Regions from separate parts of the Homo sapiens genome. Here region 1 is linked to region 2. Evidence: read pairs that join two places in POLR2A ChIA-PET (ENCODE). Cell type or tissue: HCT116. All regions are shown on one strand.

What was found. ChIA-PET counts read pairs that join two places held together with the same protein. Peaks named below come from ENCODE experiments on the same cell type or tissue, not always from the same donor. Only the 100,000 strongest peaks of a DNase experiment are listed, where the experiment ranks them.
Region 1: POLR2A ChIA-PET joins it to region 2 with 5 read pairs; 10 of 35 experiments call an interaction of 5 or more read pairs at or near these places.

The regions. Positions count from the first base shown.
Region 1 is chr19:33,092,629-33,096,628 of GRCh38, forward strand. It overlaps GPATCH1 (G-patch domain containing 1), which reads left to right. Exons shown (of 20, transcript NM_018025.3): 4 at 731-891; 5 at 1,544-1,641; 6 at 3,134-3,192; 7 at 3,579-3,818. Among named protein-coding and RNA genes, the nearest start is that of GPATCH1, 13 kb to the left of the region's middle. In HCT116, no CTCF peak of the experiment used is centred here; no DNase peak of the experiment used is centred here; H3K27ac peaks cover 367 bases.
Region 2 is chr19:32,962,762-32,966,761 of GRCh38, forward strand. It overlaps CEP89 (centrosomal protein 89), which reads right to left. Exons shown (of 19, transcript NM_032816.5): 2 at 3,599-3,705. It also overlaps the pseudogene RPL31P60. Among named protein-coding and RNA genes, the nearest start is that of CEP89, 7.2 kb to the right of the region's middle. In HCT116, no CTCF peak of the experiment used is centred here; no DNase peak of the experiment used is centred here.

The DNA of each region.
Region 1 (4,000 bases), 130 kb after region 2:
TGGTTGGACAGGCAGCCAGCAACATCTGCTCCAGTAAAGGCAAAGGCACCTGACTCTAGGCCTGGCACTCACACTTGTGAATGCTTGCTGGCTGGAACTCCAGGCTTTGTCTCTTTCACGCTGACCTTTGAGATACTGTCGAGAAGAACACGGCCATTACTTCCTGTCTTCCCAGCTTGGTCATGCTCGGGGTGGCCCTAATGAGCAGCGACTATCATGCCCTGCCCTTGGCCACTGGCTTTACCTTGTGTGAGGATGAGGTTCTAAAGTCAGTGTGAGGCGGGGCACGGTGGCTCATGCCTGTAATCCCAGCACTTTGGGAGGCTGAGGCGGGTGGATCACCTGAGGTCAGGAGTTCGAGACCAGCCTGACCAACATAGTGAAACCCCATCTATACTAAAAACAAACAGCTAGCCAGGCATGGTGGTGTGTGCCTGTAATCCCAGCTACTTGGGAGGCTGAGGCAGGAGAATCACTTGAACCCGGGAGGCGGAGGTTGCAGTGAGCCCAGATTGCACCACTGCACTCCGGCCTGGGCAACAAGAGAGAAACTCTGTCTCAAAAAAATAAATAAATAAAAAATAAAGTCAGTGTGTATGTCTGTCACTCTGCTGATCCAGAACTAAATTTTGTAGTTTTAACTTTTTTTTTTTAACAGAAATAAAACTATGTGATGTATTGTGTATAGTCACTTTCCAAATAATGTAATTCTGTTTGAATTTTTTTGAAGGATCTTAGTGAATTTGGGATAGCACCTAAAGCGATTGTCACCACAGACGATTTTGCCTCCAAAACCAAAGACAGAATACGAGAAAAGGCTAGGCAGTTGGCCGCTGCTACTGCCCCTATTCCTGGAGCCACCCTCCTTGATGACCTCATAACGCCAGCAAAGTGAGCATTTCCTTCTGACTGTCATGATCTTAGCACCGGTGTTTTGCATATGTGTGATTCTCTTGCTGAGGGATAGTTTGATTGCAAGTGAGACAAGCCTTCTTAGGCTCAAAGTCTAAGTGAAAAAGGGGGTTTTGCGTAAAGGATCTTGCACTGTCATTGCACGGAGAGATTAAGAACTCCAGCCACTAGCTGTGCTGCTGGGGCTCTCAGAGGCTGGAGAGCTGTTAGGAATTACAGTGACTTCTCCCACCACCCCTCCAGACCTTATAGCCTCGCCTCTGTCTGCCTCCTTCTACCCTCACTTTCTGTGTATCTCCTTGTGCTCCTGGGCTTGTGGCCTGATATGGCAGCCTTAGACCTTCAGGGATTCCCAGGCCACATGCTTAGCAAAGACTGTCTAGAGTCCCTGTGATCCCATCGTAAAGGCCCAGGAGAAAGGTCATCTGATTGACTTCCCCAGTTCAGGTGTGCACCCCAGTGCAGCCTGCTGTGGCTGGAATGGCAGGGTCACGCCAGATGTAATGTGGGTGAGGGCAAGGGCCCAGGCAAGACAGGCCTAGGAACTGAGCAGGAACTCAGAAGCCGCTTATTTCATATTCTTTGTTAATGTTATTTTGAAAAGTTCATTTTCAATGCCTTGCTATCCTAGATTATCTGTTGGTTTCGAATTGCTAAGAAAAATGGGTTGGAAAGAAGGACAAGGAGTTGGTCCTCGAGTAAAGAGACGGCCACGCCGACAGAAACCTGGTGTGTATGTTAATTGATTAACTGTTATCACTGCTGCAGCGTACTTTTTTTTTTTTTTTGAGACAGGGTCTTGCTCTGTCGCCCAGGCTGGAGTGCAGTGGTGCGATCCCGGCATACTGCAGCCTTGACCTCCCGGGCTCAAGTGATCCTTCCACGTTAGCCCCGCAAGTAGCTGGGACCACAGGCATGTGCCACTGCGCCAGGCTAATTTTTTGTATTTTTTGTAGAGACGGGGTTTTGCCATGTTGCCCAGGCCCAGGCTGAGGATTGCCTGAGCAAATTCCAATAAACGAAATAGCTGGGCCCAGTGGTATGTGTGTCTTCTAAGGCTTTTTATGTGTAATGCATGACAGCTTCCAGAAAGGCTGTGCTAGTTTATGCTTCTGCCAGCAGCATGTGAGAGTTCATGTTTCCTACCCTCCCCCAAGCTGTCACAGTTTAACATTATTACTTGTTCCTTATTTCTTGCCCTGAGTCTCCCCAGCCAGACTGTAAGTGACTCTTTGAGGGTAACAGTCATTTCTTTTGGGTTCCTTATGCTGTGGGGCAGTATTGGTTACTCATTGAGCACATTACTGCTAGGTAGGGCAGGTGCTGGTAGAAAATGATTCCTGGCTGGGTGCAGTGACTCATACCCATAATCCTGGCACTTTGGGATGCTGAGGTGAGATTATCTTTGAGCCCAGGTGTTTGAGACCAGCCTGGGCAACACGGTGAAACCCTGCCTCTACCAAATATACCAAAATTAGCCAGGTGTGGTGGAGCGCACCTGTAGTCCCAGCTACGACTCAGGAGAGTGAGGTGGGAGGATGGCTTTAGTCCAGAAGGTTGAGGCTACAGTGAGCTATGATCATGCCACTGTACTTCAGCCTGGGTGACAGGGCGAGACCCTGTTTCTAAAACAATTCCCAGTTATCTTCCTCTCACCGTAATGCTGTAGCACATTTTATAAATGTACCCATGTACCTCTGAAGAGTTATCAGTGAGGTTTTTTTTTTTTTTTTTTTTTTTGAGATGGAGTTTCGCTCTTGTTGCCCAGGCTGAAGTACAATGCGCGATCTCGGCTCACTGCAACCTCTGCTTCCCGGTTCAAGCGATTCTCCTGCCTCAGCCTCCTGAGTAGCTGGGATTACAGGCTTGCGCCACCATGCCTGGCTATTTTTTTTGTATTTTTTGTAGAGACGGGGTTTCTCCATGTTGGTCAGGCTGGTCTCCAACTCCCGACCTTGTGATCCACCCCGCCTCAGCCTCCCAAAGTACTGGGATTACAGGCATGAGCCGCTGCGCCCAGCCTTTTTTTTTTTAAATTTTTTGTGGAGGCGGAATCTCACTATGTTACCCAGGCTGGTCTTGAACTCCTGGGCTCAAGCGATCCTCTCACCTCAGCCTCCCAGAGTGCTGGGATTACAGGTGTGATCCACCGCGCCCGGCCTGGTCGGGGTTTTCTATTTGTAGTCACTCATGACTATTGCATTTGAAATCTCTTTTCTAGATCCTGGAGTCAAAATCTATGGCTGTGCATTACCCCCTGGAAGCTCGGAAGGATCTGAGGTATTGCATGGTGTGACTGACCTTCACTTTGGTACAACAGCACCTGTTTCTGTATGACTGTGAAATTTGGTTGGAGACAATTTTAGAAATCAGATCCAATAACTATACAGTTAAATACTCATACCCTAAAGCTATCCTCATTATATCAGCATACATATTCAGCAACATGCCAGCACCACAGATACCCAGGTCTGTTCAGCTTCATAAAATGGAGTTGGTGTTAGCATCCTTTGTGCCAGAAAGTGATTTAGTCATTTATAACAGCACCAATGAAAGTTTGCTAATTGTTCTGTGTGGCATTAATCACTGCGTTTTCAATTAGTATTTTGTGGGTTTACTTTGCATCCTTCAGTGACTCACCTTAATTCCACTTTAAACGGAAATAGGGTGAAGATGATGACTACTTGCCTGATAATGTGACCTTTGCACCCAAAGATGTCACACCTGTGGATTTCACACCTAAAGATAATGTGCATGGTCTAGCTTACAAGGGCCTGGATCCCCACCAGGCACTGTTTGGAACTTCGGGAGAACATTTTAATCTTTTCAGTGGTGGTTCTGAGAGAGCTGGCGATCTTGGAGAAATTGGACTGAATAAAGGAAGAAAATTGGGAATTTCAGGCCAGGTAAAATTATTTTCTATTTTATAAAGGGGGAGTCATTGATAAATGAGTCTACTTTCTTTCTTTCTTCTTTTTAGAGGTTCTTTATTTTCTTTTTTTTTCCCCCTAATCCTCAAGTGGAATCAGGTCAAAGATTCTTTCTTAAAATGCATTTTTAAAATGGTGACTTTGCCATTTCATTATTA
Region 2 (4,000 bases):
AGGATGCAATAATGGAAAACAAGCCAGGGCTGTGATGTCTCCAGGAAACCCACAGTCTTCACCCAGGTCTCTGCTTACGTCTCCTGGATGAAAAATGTCATTGCCTCCAACTGAACATGATCCTGAGTCCAACGGCCTTCCCAAGATGGTTCTTAGATCTGCAACAGGACTTGTGACCAACAAGGAATGCCCAATTTTTATAAATGGGCAAAAGATGTGAACAGATGCTTTACTAAAAAAGATATAAAGATGACAAATAAGCACATGAAAAAAATGCTCAATACCATTAGCCATTAGAGAAATGCAAAATAAGACCAGGCGCGGTAGCTCACGCCTGTAATCCCAGCACTTTGGGAGGCCGAGGCGGGTGGATCACTTAAGGTCAGGAGTTTGAGATCAGCCTGGCCAACATGGCAAAACCACATCTCTACTAAAAATACAAAAATTAGCCGGGTGTGGTGGTGCATGCCTGTAATCCCAGCTACTTAGGAGGCTGAAGCATGAGAATCGCTTGAATCCAGGAGGCGGAGGTTGAAGTGAGCTGAAATCGTTCCACTGCACTCCAGCCTGGGTGACAGAATGAGACTCTGATCAAAAATAACAGACTCCATCTCAAAAACAAAAAAACAAAAATAACCACAATGAAATACTAGTACACGCTCATGAAATGTCCAAAATTTTAAAAACTGACCAAGACAACCCCTTGTGCTCTTTTATTCTAAACTGGGCCTATGAGAATGGATTCCACAAAGGAGGGCAATAAGAAGGGTTGTTCTGTCGTCAACAAGGTTGTGACCAGAAAGCACACTATCAGCACTCATGAGCACACCTATGGAGTGTGCTTTAAGACACTGCCCCTGGCATACACAAAGAGATCTGGAAATTTTCCATGAAAGAGCTAGGAACTCGAGATGTGTGCATTGATGCCGGGCTCAACAAAGCTGTCTCAGACAAAGGAGTAAGGAATATCCCTCACCCTATCTGTGTACCACTGTCCAGAAAGCGTAATGAAGATGAAGATTGATCAAACAAGCTCTGTACATTGGTTAGCTATGCAACTGTCACCACTTTCAAAAACCTACAGTCAATGTGGATGAAAACTAACCACTGACTGTCCAAGTTATAAAAGACCACACACACACACACACACACACACACGCACTCACACGCATGCACATGAACACACACACACACACACACACACACACACACACACACACTCTGACCAAACCAAGTGTTGGTGAGAATATGAAGCAACTGGACTCATATACTGTTGGTGGGAACATAAATGGGACAATGACCTTGGAAAATAGTTTGACAGTTCCTTAATAAATTAAATACCTGCCTAGTATAAGGCCCAGTTATAGATATTTACCCGAGAAATGAAAGTATGTATCCAAACATTTGTGTATACATTTTTTTTTTTTTGAGATATAAGTCTCGCTTTGTTGCCCAGGCTAGAGTACAGTGGTGCGATCTGGGCTCACTGCAACCTCTGCCTCCAGGTTCAGGCGATTCTCGTGCCTCAGCCTCCCCAGTAGCTGGGACTACAGGAGTGCACCACCACACCCAGCTAATTTTTGTATTTTTAGTGGAGATAGGTTTTCACCGTGTTGACCAGGCTGGTCTCAAACTACTAAGCTCAGGTGATCTGCCTGCCTTAGCCTCCCAAATTGCTGGGATTATAGGCATGAGCCACCACACTCAGCCAGTGTGTAAATGTTTACAGCAGCCTTTTTCTAGTAACCAAAAATTAGAAACAAACTAAATATCCATCAACAGGAGAATGGATAAACAAACTGTGGCATATTCATATAATGAAATACTACTCAGTAAGGAAAAGGATGAATTATTGACTTTCGGAACACGCGTTAATCAGAATAATCATGCTGAGTGAAGGAAGGCAGTGTATTTTATGTAACTCCACTTATATAAAATTCTAGAAAATACAAGCTAATCCATAGTGTGAGAAAGGAGATGAGAGGTTGCCTGGGGATGAACAGGAGCATGAAAGGTGGCAGAGAGGGGCAGGGGGAAGGAATTACAAAGGAGCATGAGGACCCTTGTCAGAATGATAGATATATTTATTATCTTTTTTTCTTTTTCAGGAGCTACCCTATTAATTATCTTTTTAAAATAAACTTTTTTAGAGGCAGGGCCTCACTCACAACAGCCTCACTGTTGCTCAGGCTGCAGTGCAGTGACATGATCATAGCTCACCGCAGCCTTTTCCTCTTGGGCTCAAGTGATCTTCCAGCCTTAGCCTCCCGAGTATCTGGGATTGCAGACATGCACCATCATGCTCAGATAATTTATTTTCTTTTGATTTTTGCTATAGATAAGGATTTGCTATGTTGCCCAGGCTGATCTTAAACTCCTGGGCACAAGCAATTCTCCTGCCTCAGCCTCCCAGGATCAGTTTACCCTAGGAGTTCAAGACCAACTTGGGCAACATAGTGAGACCTCCATCTCTGCAGAAAATTTAAAAAATTAGCCAGGCATGGTGGTGTGTACCTGTAGTCCCAGCTACTCAGGACGCTGAGACAGGAGGATCGCTTGATGCTAGGGGGTTGAGGCTGCAGTGAGTCACGTTCGCACCAATGCACTCCAGCCTGGGCAACAGAATGAGACCATATCTCGAAAAAACTTTTTGTTTTGGCCAGGCACAGTGGCTCACGTCTGTAATCCCAGGCACTTTGGGAGGCAGAGGCAGGTGGATTGCTTGAGCCCAGGATTTCAGCCTGGGAAACATGGCAAAACCCTATCTCTATAAAAAATAGAAAAATTAGTTGGGCATGGTGGTACATGCCTGTAGTCCCAGCTACCCGGCGGGCTGAGATGGGAGAACTGATTGAGCCTGGGAGGTGGAGGCTGCAGTGAGCCATGATTGCACCACTGCACTCCAGCCTGGGCAACAGAGCAAGATCTTGCCTTGAAAAAAAAATTAATAATTAAAAAAAAAAAAGAAAATGGGCTGGGTGCGGAGGTTGATGCCTGTAATCCCAGCACTTTCAGAGGCCAAGGCAGGCGGATTAAGAAAGAGGTCAGGAGTTTGAGACCAGTCTGGCCAACATGGTGAAGCCCCATCTCTACTAAAAATACAAAAATTAGCTAGGCGTGGTGGCATGTGCCTGTAATCCCAGCTACTCCGGAGGCTGAGGCAGGAGAATTGCTTGAACCTGGGAGGTGGAGGCTGCAGTGAGCCAAGATTGCGCCACTGCACTCCAGCCTGGGCAACAGAACAAGACTCCGTTTCGAAGGAAAAAAAAAAGAAAGAAAATTATGTGTATAATTCAAAATTCCCTGTTAACCTGAATACTTGGGCTTTAATGCTTTACATTTTTTTTTAAATACTCATTGCATTCAATCATGAAATGTGAGAAGTTCATGCACCTGAAAAGGAGAGACCTCAAGTCAGTCCATTATCCTCAGAGACACCATATTAATTGCATCATTATGGAATCGTGGTAAACATTTTGAAGGACATGATTCTAACCACCCTACTTATACTTTTCTGGGCAGTTTGAGCAGTTCCAGGATCCAGTACTTGGAGGCTGAGCACAGGGGTGACCTCAGTGCCTGCTCATCTGATACTCACCTTGGTCTCTCTGGAGATGGGTTGGGGCTGCGGGGAGGAGGTGTGCGTGGCACAGCTGCCTTCGGAGCAACGCTGGCTGCAGGTAAAAGGCCATGGATGATGTGTTTCTGCACAAATGAAATCCAACAGAAGTCACTGGGTTGGGTCACTGGATCACCTGAGTCTTGTCACCACTCTCCCTGGGCCTGCAAGGGGACACCTGCACTGGCCACCCATGGATCCAAACCCATCAGAAGCCCACTCCTCCCCTGCCATCCCCAGTCCCCATCAGGCCAGACAAGTGCACACAGCCAAGGAGCATCATGATAGCTGCTCATTGTGTGGCCCTCTTGTCCTTCCCTCCTCAGAGCTTCCCTGGCTGTCCCCAAGAGTCACCCTCTAGCTCTTCCATGTGTCCCACAG